Linked DNA regions of Homo sapiens: region 1 is linked to region 2. The links are chromatin loops, found by intact Hi-C in ENCODE. Cell type or tissue: IMR-90. All regions are shown on one strand. Each heading gives the region's core, and the rest is flanking DNA. Links, peaks and the distances in the headings are about the cores only.

Region 1 (5,707 bases), core at 1,098-5,097, 100 kb before region 2:
TGTGACCCATGCATCCAGACTTCTATGACAGTTGAACATGCATTGCCCAGTTGTTTAAATGACTATTATTTTAGATTTTCAGCCATCCACAGCTAAACACAATCTCTGTACTAAACCCTTCCAGATAACTTAAATCTGCACCTGTACTCTCTGGCTTAGATGGCTGAAGTCAGAAGTCAGAAACATGGTTTTGCACGTATCCTGGGTTTGGCCAGTTTGGGACGCACTTAGCTCTCTTGAGCTTAGTCAGCTGCACTGAAGGCATGCCAGAACACTTATATGATCTCAAGCTTTTGCAAAAGCTATTCTGCATTAGGGGTCACAAACTCAAATGCAGGTGAGAGCAGAGGACCAAGCTGATGAGTGGTTAAGACTGGCAAACTGGAGAGTGTACTCTCAGCCTAAAGACGAGTGCAGCTCTGCAGTCCCAGCTATGGGCAGCTACACAGCAAGGCAGGCCCCAGAAAGAGGAGTCTCCAAGTTTTTAAGAGTCATTGGAAATCTGGATTATTATATGAAAGTGCTCAATTTTTAAATTTTAGCAACTAAAATAATAATAATAATCAACTTCGTGGGTCCAATAATATGTGGTTTCAGTCAAGATTCGGCCCACTGGCTAGCTACTCTCAACTTCTAGTATGATTGCTGGGGAGGGCAAGGGATTAGAAACTGAAGAGTTGAAATGTACATGCTCCCAACACAAGCAAAGTCATTACCATGTAGACAGAATTTAAGCTGTTAGAGATGGAACAGACATGTCAAAAGTGCCTGTAATCCCAGTACTTAGGGAGGCAAAGTTGGGATGATCCTTTGGGGCTAGGAGCTCGAGGCCAGCCTGGACAACATAGTGAGACCCCATCTCTTAAAAAAATGAAAAGAAGTGAGCTGAGCATGGTGGTGTGCGCCTGTAGTCGCAGCTATTTGAGAGGTGGGGCAGAAGGATCCCTTGAGTCCAGAGTTCGAGGTTGCAGTTCGAACTAGGATCCCATCACTGCACTCCAGCCTGGACCACAGAGTGAGACCTTGTCTCGAAAAATAACAACAAAAGAAATGTCAAAAGTACCAAAAATCAGGGTCATAAATTATAAAAGTACAGTTTAATTTAATTTTAGATATTATAAAAATAGCACCATTCTTCCCACTCACCCCCTCCACTCTCTTCACCCTATTAAGATGGGAAACTAAAAACTAAGATATTTCAGGTGAGCCATGTTTAGGAGAGATTTACAGTACCCCACCTACCTCACCTCAGGTACTTCAGTAAAAAGCCACTATTGCCAGATAACAGGTAATCTCTTCTGCTACCAGTATACCTCAACCCTGGCAACAGAAGACTAAGGGTCAGAGCCTCAGGTCCTCCACTTTTGCAAAGTCCCTTTTCTCCCTTCCTAGGGCAGCAAGTTCTCTGGTTCCCACATCTCCTTGCGATATTAATTAAACCTGCCCACTAGTCCTTATGCCTAAGGGGTGGAGAGGTGGGACCAGTAGACTTGGCTGTGCTCCAGAAACCACATATTCATCCTACCCCTGCCTGGCACCCAACACTCCACCTTTGCAATTAACCTTGCCATCCTGTTCCTCCAGGCCAAGAAATAATGCCAAAGGCATGAGTGTACAACAGGCAAATTGCGGCATGGCTGCAGGGTTAAGGAGTCACAGTGTTTCTGGAATTTTCACTCTCTGTACAATTCACTCTGTAACAACCTCCTTGAGCTTAAGCTGCTCTCAGAATCACTCCTACATAGTTTTGACCTCCTAGTTTAGGGTCTCTCAGAATTGTGACTAAAGCAAATGCTAACACAAACCCGCTGGAGTTGTTTTTATTTCAATTAAGTAAATGGCTCCCTAGAGGCTTAAAGCTTAACGCCCAACCACTTAGGACATAGCCAGCAAGGTCGGGCCCTCAGAATCAATCAAACCCCCATCTGATTTCATAAACTGAGCAGTGGCATACAACGTAAAGAGTGAATAGGTACTTTTTATTTTCTTTATGCCTCTAGTTTGCAGCCACAAGGGGGGCAAAGCTTTGCAGAGCACTGTTTGCCCACTGTATGGTTCACTTAACTAAACTTATCCCTGTTGTGCTACTCTGTAAAATGAATACTTGTAAACAAAATGATTTCTGTTTATTGATACTGATTACAATTCAAATATTTCTTAAGATTTAAAACGTACGTATGAAGATGCATGCTTTCATATCTACATACAAATTTGCTAAGAAATGACAGTTAACCACACTGAAAAAATAAAGACTGGAAAATGTAATGAAATTCCAGAGAATGTGCTATGCTACCTCACTGTGTGAACAGAAGATTGTTAAAAGCCTTATGATTCAATGTGTGTTCAGTGGACCAGCATTCAGGGAGGTTGTAAGTGTGGAATTTCAGGCATCAAGGGCTAGGAGTTTGCTAGAAGTGCATAATCCCAGACCTGAGACAGAATCAGAAACTGCATTTTAACAAGGTTTGGAAGTGACACCTTTGCACTGTTGACAGTTTGAAAGAGGCAGAACAATGATAACGAAAGGCGTCATTAGTCCATAGTCCATGTCACTTAGTCTGGAGAAAGGACAAATGGCCTTAAGTCCTAATTACACCACGTAACAAAATTACTTGACGTCTCAGTTTTCCTCATTTGTAAAACGGGAATGATAACAGATCTCATATGATAGAGATATTTACTTAGTAAACTACTGAGGATTGCTCAACTATAAAGTTGTGTTGCCATTATTTACCGGCATTTTCATGCATGTACACAACCATCTTGGGGCCACTTTTTGAACATATCTAACTGGAAGAAGTCACCTTGAAACTCCCCTGGAAATGTTGGCTGGAACTAAGGACAAATGGACACTTACACAAACAGGAAAAGCTAGAATAAGTGTACGTGATGAATAATTTGCTTCCGAGTATAAAGATAGGCCATAAAGACAAGTCCTAACTTCCGCTGAAGTCTGTGGTAACAAATTGAATGTATGTCAAAGTAAAGAAAATACTGAAATTAAAACTTTAAAAAATCTTTGATAGGCATAATCCTAAAATACTACTCATGCATCACCAAAGACATAAGGAACAAATGAAGCAGGAAAAAATGGAAATGATGACAAAAAAGAAAAAGATATAAAGTCAAAATCTACCCGACATTATTTAGTTCAGCTCTATTAGGTGTGCACACCCAAAAGCTATATAGATCCTCTCTCCCATCTGTACTTATAAGGACACCTCCGAAGCTGCTTCCTTGAGTTTGGATTCTTATGAAAGGACGTTTGTCTCAAATGGTCAGAGCAAACTGTTCATTTCTTTTATGCAAACTGCTTCTATCTGTTTCAAATCCTCTCCACCTGAGGAGTTAGGTCAACAAAGACTTCTACGGATGATAATTCATAGTTACACTACTTCAGTTACTAAATGTACCTGGTTTTAAGAAAATTGTTTAAAAATATACACTTAAGTTTTACTCTATTTGAAGTAAGAAGAGCTTCACCAACACACTATACCAATTTCATTTTATAGAAAGTTTTCAAATGCATGCATTGCAATCTGCAATTTCAACTGGCAAATGAACTCATATCTACTAAATTGATAAATCAGCAGCAACAAATCACAGAGTGAAATGTGGGTTGCCTTATTTGATATAGGAATGCAATATGGCTTGAATTAGTAGCTATATGACATCTAAGATGCATAATACCTGTATCATACACACTTTTGTATATGTGCATGTGGCTGGGCAAGCCATGTGTTCTAATGAAGAAAGCTGTCATCATCATTAATTACTTGAGATATACAGAAGGACACATGGCTAAATGTATGTAGCTGTATCTATTATCTAGTTTATTACTGTTGTTTCATACACAAGGTAATGAGTTTGGGATAAATGTCCACAACTCTCTCAACATAGTTTCTTTTTTTGAAAATGTTAGTATTTCAGATCATATTTAAAGTCCCAAACAAGTCAAACACTTTGTGAGTCTATGCTGTTAAAGGTCACATTCTAATTGAATACCTTTCTCTACCCTTGATGTATCCGTGTTGTCCTTAAAATCAAGAAGCTACATCAACTACTTAAAACACCCACTTGTCTTAGAAATAGAATTAGTTGAACACAGTTTTGTTTAGGGGAAACGGGCACTGCAACAAAATGAAATTTTCAATAAACCAAAAAGAAAATGACGAGAGTACTTTTGCATCTTTGTGCTGGGGGACATCAGAGACATGGCATTGCTCCCATGGAAAGGGCACTTTTCTGCACATCTTATTCTTGAGGAGCAGCACACCCAGGCCTGGGCTTCGCTTGAAATGCAGCCATTGTCTTTTCATTTTCCTCAGGAATTCTTCAGGGCAAGAAAATGGCATGAGCAATGGCCTCTGTGGGGGGGAAAAAGAGTTCCTTTTCTTCCTATCAACTCCCTTCACTGCTTCATTATCTAAACTAGCCCTGATTTTTCATTGTTGCTGTTTTTCAAATTGATTTTGGGATCCAGCCTGTTATTCCCTTGCAATTTTGCTAATATCCAAGAATGTAAATTTATAGACAAATGTGCTGGTATACCACTTTGCAGCAAAAATTATTATTCACTTTTCTAAAGGATAAACAATATGCTTTCACACTTAAAGTATGATCTATCTGGCAGAGTAAGATTTACCTAAGTCCATATTGCTATTATTTGCTTGAATCTACATGTGTTTAGAAACCATAGGAAACATGTTCCAACCATTATTTTTCCTTTGAAATGATACACAATACAACAGAATTCAGAAAAGAAGAATTGGATGCACCATTATGTGAATGACGTAAGAGTTCCATCCAACAACTGCGAAACAACACATTTAACCTCAAAATAGAGACGTTCTCATGACTAGAGGAATAATTACCAGTGACAATCCTATGAGATCCTAAATATTCTCATAAGATTCCCAAACATTGCTAGTTGGCACTCTTTACAAAATCCCTTTGTTTCTAGAACAATTGTGAATAGTATTTCATGGTAACATTATACCGCCCTCATAAAAAACTACTAATGGGTCACATTCTCTATACAGAAGTCTCGGCTAGGTGTCATGGCTCACGCCTGTAATCTTAGCACTTGGGGAAGCTGAGGAGGCAGGAGAATCGCTTGAGCCCAAGAGTTCTAGAACAGCCTGGGCAACATAGTGAGACTCCATCGCTACGAAAAACAAAAAATAAAAAAATTAGTTTGCTTTGGTGGTACATGCCTGTAATCCCAGCTAAAGGCCTGAGGTGAGAGGATGAAGCTGAGGCAGGAGGATTGCTTGATCCCTGGAAGTTGACGCTGCAGTGAGCCGTGATTGTACCACTGCACTGCAGCCTGGGTGACAGGGTGAGACCCCACCTCAAAAATAAATAAATAAATAAACAAATAACAATGTTCTCTTCAGTTAGGGTTTGGGTCTATGGCTTGTACTCATCAGGGTCACTATGATTTGGAAACCTGTTGGCCTCTCCCCGCAGGGGTCTGTTTACTCTTGCTCAGGTTGCTGGCCAATCTGTACTGACTTCTCATACACCCAGCACTGTGAAGCAAGGGCCCGCTATCTCAACAGATGGCACAGATAGCCTGGTAGCTGGGAGCACAATGCAAGGGACATGTGGCACGCTGACTTTGTAAATACACTGCAAGGGGAAAATGATTAGCCACATATGTCTGTGATTTACCGGTCAGCTGGAAGCCACAGACCCCGAGTCT
Region 2 (5,707 bases), core at 659-4,658:
TGAGGACACGGGTATCATGAAGCACATCAGACTTAAAGAAATAAAGTCATCCTCCCCCTTTCTTTTTAGATCCCTCTCAGAGCACTACAAAAGCATAACACGAAACTCCCCTTCATTGTTTTAATTTTTTTCTGGCTTCTAAAATTTAATCTATTAAACCACATGAAGGGAAGAGAGATCTTGAATCACAATAAAAGGGAGGTAGCAGAATTGGGGAGTGGGACATTTATCAAGATGAAGAGATCTAAACATATGGTGCTGCAGATATTTAATACGTCATACTGCTCCATACTTTCAGATTCTGCCATAATAAAACATGTCAAATATGAAAATATGTGCTTTAAACTGGTGCAGTCAGACTGAGGGTAACCTCTGGTTTGGTTTGAAATGATGTCCAAGAAATTACAACTAATGTTAAGTTTGAGGCAGCATTCCTAGGAACAAAAGGGCATCATTTTAATTTTCATTTTGTTCAAAGAGAAGGGTATTTCTTCTGAAGTTGGTATGTACTGCTCCCAACCAACTCTGAAACAGCAGATTTTAGGTAAAATATATCACAAGTATTCATGCCTTTGTCTACCTCATAACTCATTTATGTTCTCTGAATAACAACGATATTGAAAAGAAAAAAACCCACAGGTCTAATCAAAATAAGATCCTTGAAAACCTGGCATATACTTTGCATCTCTGCATGATCACCACAGATTTTAGTCTTAGACTCATATGACTTAGAATTCATGGGACCAGTGTGCACAGTGTAGTTGACTCACAGATTCTTTTTGTTCCATTTGTATTGCTGCTTGAACCTTACAGTGAAAAACACACAAAGATAAACAGTTTGCTGAGTCTAATTATGCTCTTGGAAGGGTTTAGGTAATTTGTGCAGCCAAAAATTATACGTAACAATCAGGTGAGGTCAATGGCTTTACAAATAGGAAGACATTTATATGACAGCAACATCTGTAACACAGAGAAATGAAAGAGAAAGAGACAAGGAGTGAAACAAGAGAAGACTGGATTTGAGATCTGCAGTCCAGAGTAGAAGAGCTGAATTTATTTTTTAATCATGACAATGAAGTAAGTCATACCCCTTTTATGGACCAATTATAAATTGCTACGTATTTGATATGGTTTGTCTCTGTGTCCCCACCCAACTCTCATCTCGAATTGTAATCCCCACGTGTTGAGGTAGCAAAATCACTGGATTTTTGGGGTGGTTTCCCCCATGCTGTTCTCATGATAGTGAGTGAATTCTCACGTGATCTGATGGTTTTATAAATGGTAGTTTTTCCTGTGTCCTCACTCACTTCTCTCCTGCTGCCTGTGAAGGAGGTGCCTTGCTTCCCCTTGGCCTTCCACCATGATTGTAAGTTTCCTGAGGCCTCTTCAGCCATGCAGAACTGTGAGTCAACTAAACCTCTTTCCTTTATAAATTAGCCCTTTTCAGGTAGTGTCTAGATAGCAGTGTGAAAATGAACTGATACAATATTCTATTACTTCATAATATTCTGGAAGTGTAAACTAAGTGGAGAACCATAACCTATGATACTGGCCCTCATTCTAACTACCTGACCTAAAAATTAGTGAATAAGCACTGAGCTAGAAATGAAAAATGAAATAATAATGGGTAACATGTTCTGACAGTTTCATACATATCCAGCAATGTTACCAAATATCATTCCCTTCAATCCACATGATAACCCAAAGAACTGGGTTTCCATTTTACAGATAAAGAACGTGAGGTTAAGTTCACACAAAAGTTGTTGGAGGAGCCATGATCCAGAAGCAGGCACAAGATGGCAGGACCCATACTCCTACCCAATAATCGCCTGTCTGTGTGTCAGTCGTACTTCACCAGTGGACTTAGAAAAGTGCTGGAGCGAGGGTGAAATTTTGACAATCTACCTGTGTGGTTCTTCCTTGTTGATGCAGAAGAAAGCAAACAGTCATACAAATTGGCTACAGGTAATGCAGAAAGGAGAGGGAAAGTGGGGGAGTCCAAGAAAGCTGGCTGCCTTCATGAGGACAGGAGTGTGAACTCAGGCGTACATACCATATCACATTCATCTCTGTGCCTCCCTCGTCTGGAACTGTGCAAAGACCGGTATTTATTTCAGGTTTTTGGAGTGAAAATTATGCAAATAATTTCCAACCAAGGTACAGTGAAAGAAATGCTTCAGGGAGAGGTGCCAAACGTAAGAAGGGTTAAAAAGTGGGAATCTACCTTCCAGAAGAGAGTGAGGGTCAACTCACTAGGAAGAGTGGTGTTGGAGAAGGGCTCTGAAGGACAGAGGGGATGGAAGTGAGAATTGAACGTCAGCAGAAGGACCCACATGCCTCGATGTCAATCGCTGTGCTTGAATTAACAAAAACTCTGAAGAAAGGGATTATCTTCATTCATAGGATGTTAGTTTCACAGGGCTACATCCTGAGACATCACAAAAACCTTGTCAGCATCAGAAAGACTTTGTTAAGAATTTTAGCTTCTCATGAGTATGCTGTATAAATAATACAAGTTAACATAGCTTCACGCATACATTCTAAAGTAGGGATAGGCAGACTGTTTCTCCATAGAACCAGACAGTAAATACTTTCATCTTTTCAGGGCAGATGGTCTCCATCACCACTACTCAACTCTGCCCTTGTAGTGTGAAAGCAGCCACAGACAACATAATGAAACTTTATTTACAAAAACATGCGCCAGGCCATAGTTTGCCAGCCCTGTTCTCAAGTTTCACATAACAAGAAACACCACAAAAACTGCCAGTCCTCAGAATATTCCCAGACTAGGATTCAATTTCGTTCTTGTATTATTGTTTTATATCTTTTCTTTTGCTAGAAAAGTAAAATTCACATTTTCAAAATGTCTTTCATAAAATTTTTTACCTCATTTTTTATAACAACTCTATTGAGATGTAATTTATATGACATGAAATTCACCCCTTGAAAGTGTTCAATTCAGTGGTTTTTAAATAGTCACAGACTTCTACAAGCATCACCATTAATCTTTACCTCCCTTTTTGAGCACAATTATTTCAGCAGTTATTAATTGAGCATCTAGTGTCTGTCCATCCCTGTGCAAAGTTTCGGTTGTTGTTGTTGTTGCTTTGCTTTGCCTGTTTATTTGGGTTTGGACTGGCACGGTGTGGGGTGGCTTGGTAGAAGGTCAGGCTAGTGGGTAGTAGGTAACAGGACAAATATAAGACATGACATGCCTGAAGCAATCAGTGAAGACTATAAAAAATAAGCAGTGGGAGTGCTAAGTTAGGTGGCCTGGAGAGACCACAAATACAATACAAATTTACTTTTACTAGGGTTGGGTGGGGATCCTAAGAATGTGATTTAGAGACCTAGGGAGAGAACTTGGATTTGGATGGAGGTGGCAGGCAGCAAGAGCAAAGAATGCATTCCAGGGAGAAGGCACAGCTGTGAGCAAAGACCTAGAGACTGCAACAGCATGGCCTATGAAATGAGCAGCCATGGTACAGACTTAACTGGGGAAGTGCCCAGAAATGCACATGCAATTGTCAAAAGAAAATGATCCAGAAGCTGTAGGACTGTAGGAAGCCGAGTTTAGAGTTGACAGCATTGGCATCAGGATCATCAGAGGTTCCTGGGGAAATGAAAGACGATTCAAGGAGTGCTTTTGGAAAGTTGATAGTTGTGGGTAGGATAGTTTGAATGGAGAAACCTAGAAACAAAGATGCTTTTATGGGTACTTATTTTATTTTATTTTATTTTATTTTAACTTATCTTATTTTTTAATTTTTGAGACAGGGTCTCACTCTGTCATCCAGGCTAGAGTACTATGGCACAATCTCGGCTCACTGCAACCTCTGCCTCCCAGGTTCAAGTGATTCTCCTGCCTCCGTTTCCCATGTAGCTGGGATTACAAGTGCACACCACCATGCCCAGCTATTTTTGTATTTTTAGTAGAGATGGGGTTTCACCATGCTGGCCAGGCTGGTCTCGAATCCTGACCTCAAGTGATCCGTCCACCTCAGCCACCGAAAGTGCTGGCATTACAGCCGTGAGTCACCACTCCTGGCAATGTGTACATATTTTAAATGCAGGGGTAAATTTAATTATTGGGAAAAGATTACTAACCCTGGCTGTACATTAGAATCACCTGAAGCACTTTATCTTTGGGCGGGGTGGCTGTGTATATGTTTTGATATCTGTACTTTTTTAGTAAGTCCCACAGATTATTCTAATATATGGCTAAATTAAGAACTATTATTGCAGGAGAATGGATAATAGACTTTACATTGTTTGTGAAATTATAGTTAGATATGTAGTTTTCTGCTCTTTTGCTAGAATATTTCCATTAATTAAATCAGAATCCTTTAAAAATTCTCTGATGATTTGGATTTTACGAAGTAGCCAACAGAGGATAATGATTTTAAGGACAGAGGGGCTGAATAAATTATATAGTATATTTTGGCAAACTCTTAGAATATCTCCCTAAAATAAGTCCTTAAACCCAAGCATGTTTTAGAGATTTCAAACTTTTAGACTGACTCTACAAATGATGCTGCTTGTTCTGAGTCAGAAGCGCAGTGCAACCCAAACACCTGTGTATGGTGGGTAAATGTTAATGTATTCTGTCAACAACAGATTACCTTACATGGCTAAATTACTCAATGCCATTATATGTGCCAGCCATCTGTAAAGCTAATCCCCTCTGTGTTCAAAAATCCCGAGTGCCTGCTACACTATTTTTATTTTACATTCCTGCATAAATCTGGTAAGCTCAATATGTTACCACAAATTCTCAAAAATCAAAGGCAATCTGCTGGCCTATAAAACACTGGTTGCTGAAAATCGAAGGGTATAATATGTTAGCAAATCAAGCAGTCAGTAAACATTCTTTACAGGAATGGGGTTGAACCACAAGCTGACTGAACCCCTTAGGTAAGGCCTGCCGTAAAGTCAGATATGTTCTTTCAATACACAGCGAAGCCTCTGAACCCATTCATGTATTTCATATCTAACAAAAATCTGAACAGTTGGCCTGATTGGATTTTAAGTGATGCAAATTTGAAAATCAAATAGGAAAACTCCCTTTAGACTTCATCTATTTAGGCCATAATTGTAAAGAACTACAAATTACATTTACCACACTATTGAATTCTCCTGAGATTCAATATGAAATTTACAGAAAGGGACAAATATTTGCAGGTGTGGTTTTTTGTTCGTAATGAATACAATTTTTCTCTCACATAGGATGCTTTCTCTCTTAATGTCACTACATTTTTCTTAATACAAGGATTAGTTTATGGTTTTTTTTTTTCACAAAATCTGTATTGATCTTAAGTAATAATGCTAATGCTTACATGTAATGCCAACTTATATTTTAGCTAAGATTAAATTTTTCTTTACTCCAGTAACTATGCAGCATACATTTTCTTTTCCATGTACATTTTCAGTCACATAACTATATTGCTTAAAGAGGAATCTACTCTCTGGAAAGATTTCTATAAACGTTCAGAAAAAAATCAATCCTCCAACAATTACAGTTAATATATTAAAGATATCTGGCTGATGGTATTCAAATAACTAAAATATGGAAAAGAATTGAAAAGTTAGCATTCTGACTTCAAAATAGCACTATCAAGTATTTTAGAAGCTAATTAGTCTCCATGTTTTTTTTTCTTAAGACAGGCTTTCACTCTTTCACCCAGGCTGGAGGGCAGTGGTGTGATCA

What was found. A loop is a pair of places that touch in the nucleus more often than their neighbours do. Peaks named below come from ENCODE experiments on the same cell type or tissue, not always from the same donor. Only the 100,000 strongest peaks of a DNase experiment are listed, where the experiment ranks them.
Region 1: it touches region 2 in a loop (2.7-fold over the local background); 1 of 110 quality-filtered maps calls a loop at or near these places.

What each region holds. Positions count from the first base shown.
Region 1 is chr2:80,050,368-80,056,074 of GRCh38, reverse strand. All of the region lies in intron 7 of CTNNA2 (catenin alpha 2), which reads right to left. Among named protein-coding and RNA genes, the nearest start is that of MIR8080, 190 kb to the right of the region's middle. In IMR-90, for the core only: no CTCF peak of the experiment used is centred there; no DNase peak of the experiment used is centred there.
Region 2 is chr2:79,949,728-79,955,434 of GRCh38, reverse strand. The region is part of intron 7 of CTNNA2 (catenin alpha 2); the gene reads right to left. Among named protein-coding and RNA genes, the nearest start is that of MIR8080, 86 kb to the right of the region's middle. In IMR-90, for the core only: no CTCF peak of the experiment used is centred there; no DNase peak of the experiment used is centred there; H3K27ac peaks cover 700 bases.